Regions from separate parts of the Homo sapiens genome. Here region 1 is linked to region 2. A link is a contact called in ENCODE Hi-C or POLR2A ChIA-PET data. All regions are on one chromosome and are shown on one strand. The core of a region is the stretch at or near the end of the contact, and the rest is flanking DNA. Distances in the headings are between cores, read along the strand shown.

Region 1 (3,649 bases), core at 213-2,712, 200 kb after region 2:
TAGACTTTACAAAGATGGGTTTATCAGAAGATAAACCTGATTGTAAGTAAAGAAGACTTTGTAACTAGAAATCCACGGTTTCCAGCCAGGCGCAGTGGCTCACACCCATAATCCCAACACTTTGGGAGGCCCAGGTAGGAGGATTGCTTGAGCCTAGAAGTTCGACACCAGCCTGGGTGACAAGGTGTGATCCCGTCTCTACAAAAAAATGTTTTAAAAAATTAGGCTGGACACAGTGGCTCACGCCTGTAATCCCAACACTTCGGGAGGCCAAGGCGGGTGGATCACCTGAGGTCAGGAGTTCGAGACCAGCTTGGCCAATGTGGTGAAACCCTGTTTCTACTAAAAACACAAAAATTAGGCCAGGCACAGTGTCTCGCGCCTGTAATTCCAGCACTTTGGGAGGCCGAGGCAGGTGGATCACCTGAGGTCAGGAGTTCGAGACCAGCCTGGCCAACATGGTGAAACCCCGTCTCCACTAAAAAAATACAAAAATTGGCCGGGCACAGTGGCTCACGCCTGTAATACCAGCACTTTGGGAGGCCAAGGTGAGCAGATGGCCTGAGGTCAGGAGTTCGAGACCAGCCTGGCAAACATGGTGAAACCCTGTCTCTACTAAAAATACAAAAATTAACCAGGCGTGGTGGCGGGTGCCTGTAATCCCAGCTACTTGGGAGGCTGAGACAGGAGAATTGCTTGAACCTGGGAGGCAGAGGTTGCAGGGAGCTGAGACCACACTATTGCACTCCAGCCTGGGCAACAAGAGTGAAACTCCATCTCAAAAAATAATAATAATAATAATACAAAAATTAGCTAGGCGTGGTGGCAGATGCCTGTAATCCCAGATACTTGGGAGGCTGGGGCAGGAGAATTGCCTGAACCAGGGTGACGGAGGTTGCAATGAGCCAAGATTGCGCCACTGCACTCCAGCCTGGGCGACAGGAGCGAAACTCTATCTCAAAAAAAAAAAAAAAAAAAAATTAACCAAGCGTGGTGGCATGCACCTGTAACCCCAGCTACTCGGAAGGTTGAGGCAGGGGAATCTCTTGAACCTGGGGGGCAGACGTTGCAGTGAGCAGAGATTGTGTCACTTGCACTCCGGCCTGGGTGACAAAGCGAGATTCCCTCTTGAATAAAAAAAAAAAGTTAGCTGGCATGGTGGCACATGCCTGTACTCCCAGCTACTCGGGAGGCTGAGACAGGAGGAATGTTTCAGCCCAAGAGTTACAGGCTGCCGTGAGCCAAGATCTCACCACTGCAGTCCAGCCTCAGGGAGAACAAGACTATCTCTAAAGAAAAAAGAAACCCACTGTTTCAAACAAGAGTGTGATGTGTGCCTCTTATCATGACACGTAGGTTGGTCATGTCTGCCCTTAAAAAACAACAGCTAAATATTGCAAGAGACTGTTGGCGTCTCACCTATAAATCCTAGATGATGTTACAGGTTTCATTTGCAGATTCAACTTTTAAACCTTGGTCTATCATAAGAACCTGCAATTAAGGAACACTGCCAGCAGGTGGTGACAGGTGCCCTTGCATGCTCCAAGTTCTCAGGCTTTGATTTTAAAATCCTGCTAGTTAATTTCCAAAGGCGAGCTAGTAGGCCCTTGTTAAAGATGACATGGGTAGAAAAGTATCTTAAACTCTAAGTTTAAAATCTCCAGCTGATTCTTTTTTTCCTCAAAAAAGCATTTGGAACAGGTAAAATATTCACAGTTTTAAAATCAAAATATAAAAAGGCATTATCTCTGGGTCTCTAAGTATTGTCCCTAGTCATAAATTCTTTTTTTTTTTTTTTTTGAGAGTCTTGCTCTGTCACCCAGGCTGAAGTGAAATAAAACTACAATGTGTGCCACCACTCCCAGCTAATTTTTGTTATTTTTAGAGGAGAGGGGTTTTCACCATGTTGGCCAGGGTGGTCTTGAACTCTTGACCTCAGGTGATCCACCGTGCCTGGCTAATTTTTGTATTTTTAGCGGAGACAGGGTTTCACCATGTTGGCCAGTCTGGTCTCAAACTCCTGGCCTCAAGTGATCCGCCTGCCTCAGTCTCCCAAAGTGCTGGGATTACAGGCGTGACCCACTGCACCCAGCTGTAAAACAGATTTTTTAATTACTCTTATTTTTTTTTTTCCAAAGACTGAACACTGCCAAAGAATCTCTGTATGCACAGGTTTAAGGATTTCTTCATCAGAATCCCAAACAAACTAAATTTTAAAGGGCTGATTGAAACACCAAATACATAGCTTAGACATTATTTAGATCAGGGTTTCTCAACAGCTGGACACTCTGGGCCAGACAATGTTTAGCTGTGGGGCTGTCCCGTGCATTGTGGGACGTTCAGCAGCATCCCGGCCTCAAAACCACTGGATGTCCGCGGCCTCCCCACCAAGATGTGCCAACCAGAAGTGTCTCCAGACATTCCCCAAGATCCCCTGGGGGCAATCCTCCTCCCTCCTCCCTTGAGAACCACTGACTGACATCCACCCCGTTAAGGAAAACCAATGATGTCTACATGAAAATCACTTGTACACTTTAAAAGAGCCACTTTAATAATTTGTGCATTACATTGATGTGAATTTCTTTTTTTTTTTTTTTCCGAGTCAGGGTCTCACTCTGTCTCAGAGGTGTGGGACACCCCACCCAGCTTGAAGTTAATTTTTAAAATAAAAACACATTAAGGCCGGGCACGGTAGGTCATGCCTGTAATCCCAGCAATTTGGGAGGTTGAGGTGGGTGGATCGCTTGAGTTCAGGAGTTCGACACCAGCCTGGGCAAAATGATAAAACCCTGTCTCTACAAAAAATAGGAAAAAATTAGCCAGGCATGGTGGTACACTTGGGAGCTACTTGGGACCTCCCAGCTACTCGGGAGGCTGAGGCATGAGAATCGCTTGAGCCTGGGAGGTGGAGGTTGCAGTGAGCTGAGATCACACCACTGCACTCCAGACTGGGTGACAGAGCGAGACCTGCCTCAAACAAACAAAAAACACACACATTAAGTGTCAAATAAATTCTTAAGCTAACAGAACAATTGAGTTTTTTAATAGTACAGTGAAACTTTCCCTGCATTTATTCACTTTTCCCAGGACAAGCATCATACCACCACATACTGTTACACACAATGCAGCTGTTCTACGAAAGGTGAGGCTGGGCGCGGTGGCTCATGCCTGTAATCCCAGCACTTTGGGAGGCCGAGGCAGGCTGATCACCTGAAGTCAGGAGTTCGAAACCAGCCTGGCCAACATGGCGAAACCCCGTCTCTACTAAAAACACTAAAAATTAGCCAGGTGTGGTGGTGGGCACCTGTAATCCCAGCTACTCAGGAGACTGAGGCAGGAGAATTGCTTGGACCCGGGAGGTGGAGGTTGCAGTGAGCTGAGATTGTGCTATTGCACTCCACTGCAGCCTGGCTGACAAGAGTGAGACTCCGTCTCAAAAAAAAAAAAAAAAAAAAAAAAACAAAGGTGAGAGCTGTTTGCAAGCTCTGCACATCTGGATCCACTCTCTTGCTCACAGGCTGGGACACCTGCCTGTCCGCCACCAGGCGGTCTATGGCTGGGCATGGGCTCACCACTACCCAGCTCACAGGGCCTGAGAGCTACATCGGGCTCCTCGTGTTGGGGAGCGCAAGGCATGCATGGTGGCATC
Region 2 (3,380 bases), core at 690-3,189:
TATTTTCTGTTTACTTTTTTAAAACTAGTAATTTAGCTGAAATCAATAATGAAACACAGTGACTCTTCCCCTTGAATCTCCTCCCACCACCAGGTAATCAGTTTGCAGTTCAGTGTTAACTATTCTCCACTTCCCACAAGCACATAAGGCTTTATTTAAGCTTTGGATATTATTTAAAAATCAATCTGCATGTTGCTTTTTCTTTTTCTTTTTCTTTTTTTTTTTTTTTTTGAGATGGAGTCTCACTCTGTTGCCAGGCTGGAGTGCAGTGACGCAACCTCAGCTCGCTGCAACCTCCGCCTCCTGGGTTCAAGCAATTCTCCTGCCTTAGCCTCCCATGTAGCTGGGACTACAGGCGCCCACCACCACACCCAGCTAATTTTTGTATTTTTAGTGGAGACCAGGTTTCACCATGTTGGTCAGGATGGTCTCCAGCTCCTGACCTTGTGATCCGCCTGCCTCGGCCTCCCAAAATGCTGGAATTACAGGCGTGAGCCACCATGTGCCCGGCCTGCATGTTGCTTTTTTGTTGTCGTTTTTGTTTTTTCAGAAGGAGTCTCCTGTCACCAGGCTGGAATGCAGCGGCACAATCTTGACTCGTTGCAACCTCCGCCTCCCAGGTTCAAGCGATTCTTGTGCCTCAGCTTCCCGAGTAGCTGGGATTACAGGTGTGCACCACCACGCCCGGCTAATTTTTGTATTTTCAGTAGAGATGGGGTTTCACCATGTTGCCCAGGCTGGTCTTGAACTTCTGACCTCAGGTGATCCGCCCGCCTCGGCCTCCCAAAGTGCTGGAATTACAGGTGTGAGCCACCGCGCCCTGCCTGCATGTTGCTTTTTAAAAACAATGTATCATCCATCTATGCCAATAACTCCAGATCTGGCTTTCTTTTCTTTTCTTCCTTTCTTTCTTTCCTTCTTTCCTTCCTTCTTTCCTTTCTTCCTTCCTTCCTTCTTTCTCTCTCTCTCTCTTTCCTTGCCTTTCCTTTCTTTTTTGAGAAGGAGTCTCGCTTTTGTCGCCCAGGCTGGAGTGCAGTGGCGCGATCTCGGCTCACTGCAAGCTTCGCCTCCCGGGTTCACGCCATTCTCCTGCCTCAGCCTCCCGAGTAGCTGGGACTACAGGCGCCCGCCACCACGCCCGGCTAATTTTTTGTATTTTTAGTAGAGAGGGGGTTTCACCGTGTTAGCCAGGATGGTCTCGATCTCCTGACCTCGTGATCCGCCCGCCTCGGCCTCTCAAAGTGCTGGGATTACAGGCGTGAGCCACCGCGCCCTGCCTGGATCTGGCATTCTTTCTAATGGTTGCATTATGTTCCGAACTATGGCTGTCCTATGATTTATTCAACCATGTCCCTATCCGTGGATGATCGTGTTTCTAAAAAGCTAGTTTTTCAACCATTAGAGCGGCTCAAGGAGCTGCTAAACAGCACTGGGCGCATAGGCTGGGTTTGACTAGACAGGATTAGCGAGGGGGAAAAAGACTAATTACAAGCAGTTGCGTACTCTGGAGATGCTCCCCTTAGCAGAAGCTCGGTGGACTGTCTGCAGCCAGACCTCCGGGCCTGGCGGCTGGCGCGGGAGGCAGAAGGCGGGGCTTTCCTACAGGGCTCCGTGCCCCGCCCTCCCCGCGCCGCCTTCCACCTCCGGCCGCGCGGGGGCGCTCCCCGGCCGGCTCTGTCGCTTCCGCCGCCGCCCCGCCCACCCGGGCTCACCCCTCGTCCCGATTGGCTGCGCGACGGGAGCGCGCCGAGTCAGGGGGCGGGCCCGCGCCCGCTACAAAGCGGCGAAGGTCACGGCGCGAGGAGGCGCGCGTCGCCGCCCCGCGTCCCGCCTGCGGCCCGCGCCCCCGGCGTCACCGCCTCCTGCCCGCCTGCCCGCCTGCCCGCCTGCCCGCCTACCCGCCTACCCGCCTACCCGCCTACCCCCCTGCCGGCCTGCCGTCCTTCCACGCGGAGAGCCATGGAGGGAGTGAGCGCGCTGCTGGCCCGCTGCCCCACGGCCGGCCTGGCCGGCGGCCTGGGGGTCACGGCGTGCGCCGCGGCCGGCGTGTTGCTCTACCGGATCGCGCGGAGGTGAGTGCATGGTTCGGCCCCACGCGGCCCTCTGCGCCGCCCGCCAGGCCCGCCCCCGCGCCGCCCCGGCCCGCTGCCCCCCTCGGCCGGGACCCGGGCTGCCCGCGGGCGCGCGGAGACCCCCGGCGCGCGCCGCCGCCCCCCGAGACCGGGTTGAGACTGCAGTCGGGAAGCGGCTGCGGAGTCGAGTGGAGCGGCGGGGACTCCGGGAACGTGGGGCGCGGGCGAGAGCGCCGCGCGGGGGCCACAAACTTCCTCCGGGAGCCGCGGGGGGCTGGAGCCGGTGCGCACGGGCCGCCCCTGCCCTCAGCCCCGTGCTGGGCCCCGGTGCACGGCGATGCTGGCGATCGCGGCTGGCGGTTGCTGCTCGGCATGTGACGTCCCGGGCGTTTTTCTACACGCCTCGCATCCGCGCGTTTCAGAGCCACAGCCCCTGCTTACGCTAGAGCAGCTGAGGGACAGGGAGGCTCAGTAACTTGCTGTTAATGAGAGGAATCATGGTTTGAGCCGATGGAATCTGCAGGGCAGACCCCGAGGCTGGGCTGCCTCCCAGAGGTGGGCAAGGCCTGAGATGCCTCCAAACAGTTCAAGACGGGCCGGGGCCACCCTCCTCCCTGCCCGGCTCACGGGCCATGCGGGCCCCCGGGTTCAGATCCGGCCTCTTTCATCGGCCTCCATCGCCAGGCATAAAAGCTTAGTGGCCTGTTGCTTCAGCAGAGCCTCGCAGGTAGCTTACTGTTTCTCCACTTGATCCACCTTTCCAGAGGGCAGGGGGGAAAGTGGGGTTGTGAGAACATCCTAGAAAGAGTGGATGGGTTTGCAGCTTCGGCAAGGGATGCAATGAGCTCACACCCTTAGGAAAAAGGGGAGAAGGGACTTGCCCACTCAGCAGCAAGTGGCAGAGCTGGGGTTTGAACCCTGATCGTCTGGCTGGTCTGTTTGTTCTTCCTTAACACATACCGGTGCTGCTTCTCTCCTCCAGGGGGGAAACGGGGAAAAAGAAGTACAGGTGGTTGAGTCACAGAGGCTTCCCAGAGGAGGAAGGCATGGGAGGGACATCAGCTGTGTCTGGAGGATGGGCCAGATGTGACTGAGGAGGGTAGCTGGGGATTGAGTGACCCCAGCCCAGAGGTCCCTGACAACCCAAGTCTCTCCATGTCGGTTTCTGCTGGATTCCTGGAAGTTGAGCATCTGCAGGACCAGCTTGTCCAAGCCGGTGGTTTTATACCCAGGGGACCGAGGTCCAGAGACCTCAGGTGATTTGCTCACATTCCCAGAGCATGTTGCCAGCTGAGCTGGTCCAGCACC

Evidence for each region. A loop is a pair of places that touch in the nucleus more often than their neighbours do. ChIA-PET counts read pairs that join two places held with the same protein, here RNA polymerase II (POLR2A). Pooled maps may share reads with other maps.
Region 1: a loop to region 2 is called in a pooled map, with 16 times the contacts of the local background. The contact joins the enhancer-like site here to the promoter of TMEM201 in region 2. A Hi-C loop is called at or near these places in 1 of 37 single-sample maps with no recorded cell type and 9 of 50 pooled maps. POLR2A ChIA-PET finds 5 or more read pairs at or near these places in 1 of 52 experiments (GM12878).

Annotation. Positions count from the first base shown.
Region 1 is chr1:9,783,214-9,786,862 of GRCh38, forward strand. The region is part of intron 1 of CLSTN1 (calsyntenin 1); the gene reads right to left. Among named protein-coding and RNA genes, the nearest start is that of CLSTN1, 39 kb to the right of the region's middle. RefSeq lists an enhancer at 3,111-3,611. Within about 2 kb of position 1,463, at least 2 of the 41 ENCODE cell types and tissues checked have a DNase peak (open chromatin) inside an H3K27ac peak, as active enhancers do; they include GM12878, where a contact is called at or near this core.
Region 2 is chr1:9,586,972-9,590,351 of GRCh38, forward strand. It overlaps TMEM201 (transmembrane protein 201), which reads left to right and starts at 1,940. Exons shown (of 11, transcript NM_001130924.3): 1 at 1,940-2,072. The coding sequence starts at 1,960. RefSeq lists silencers at 1,536-1,945, 1,956-2,155, 2,316-2,385.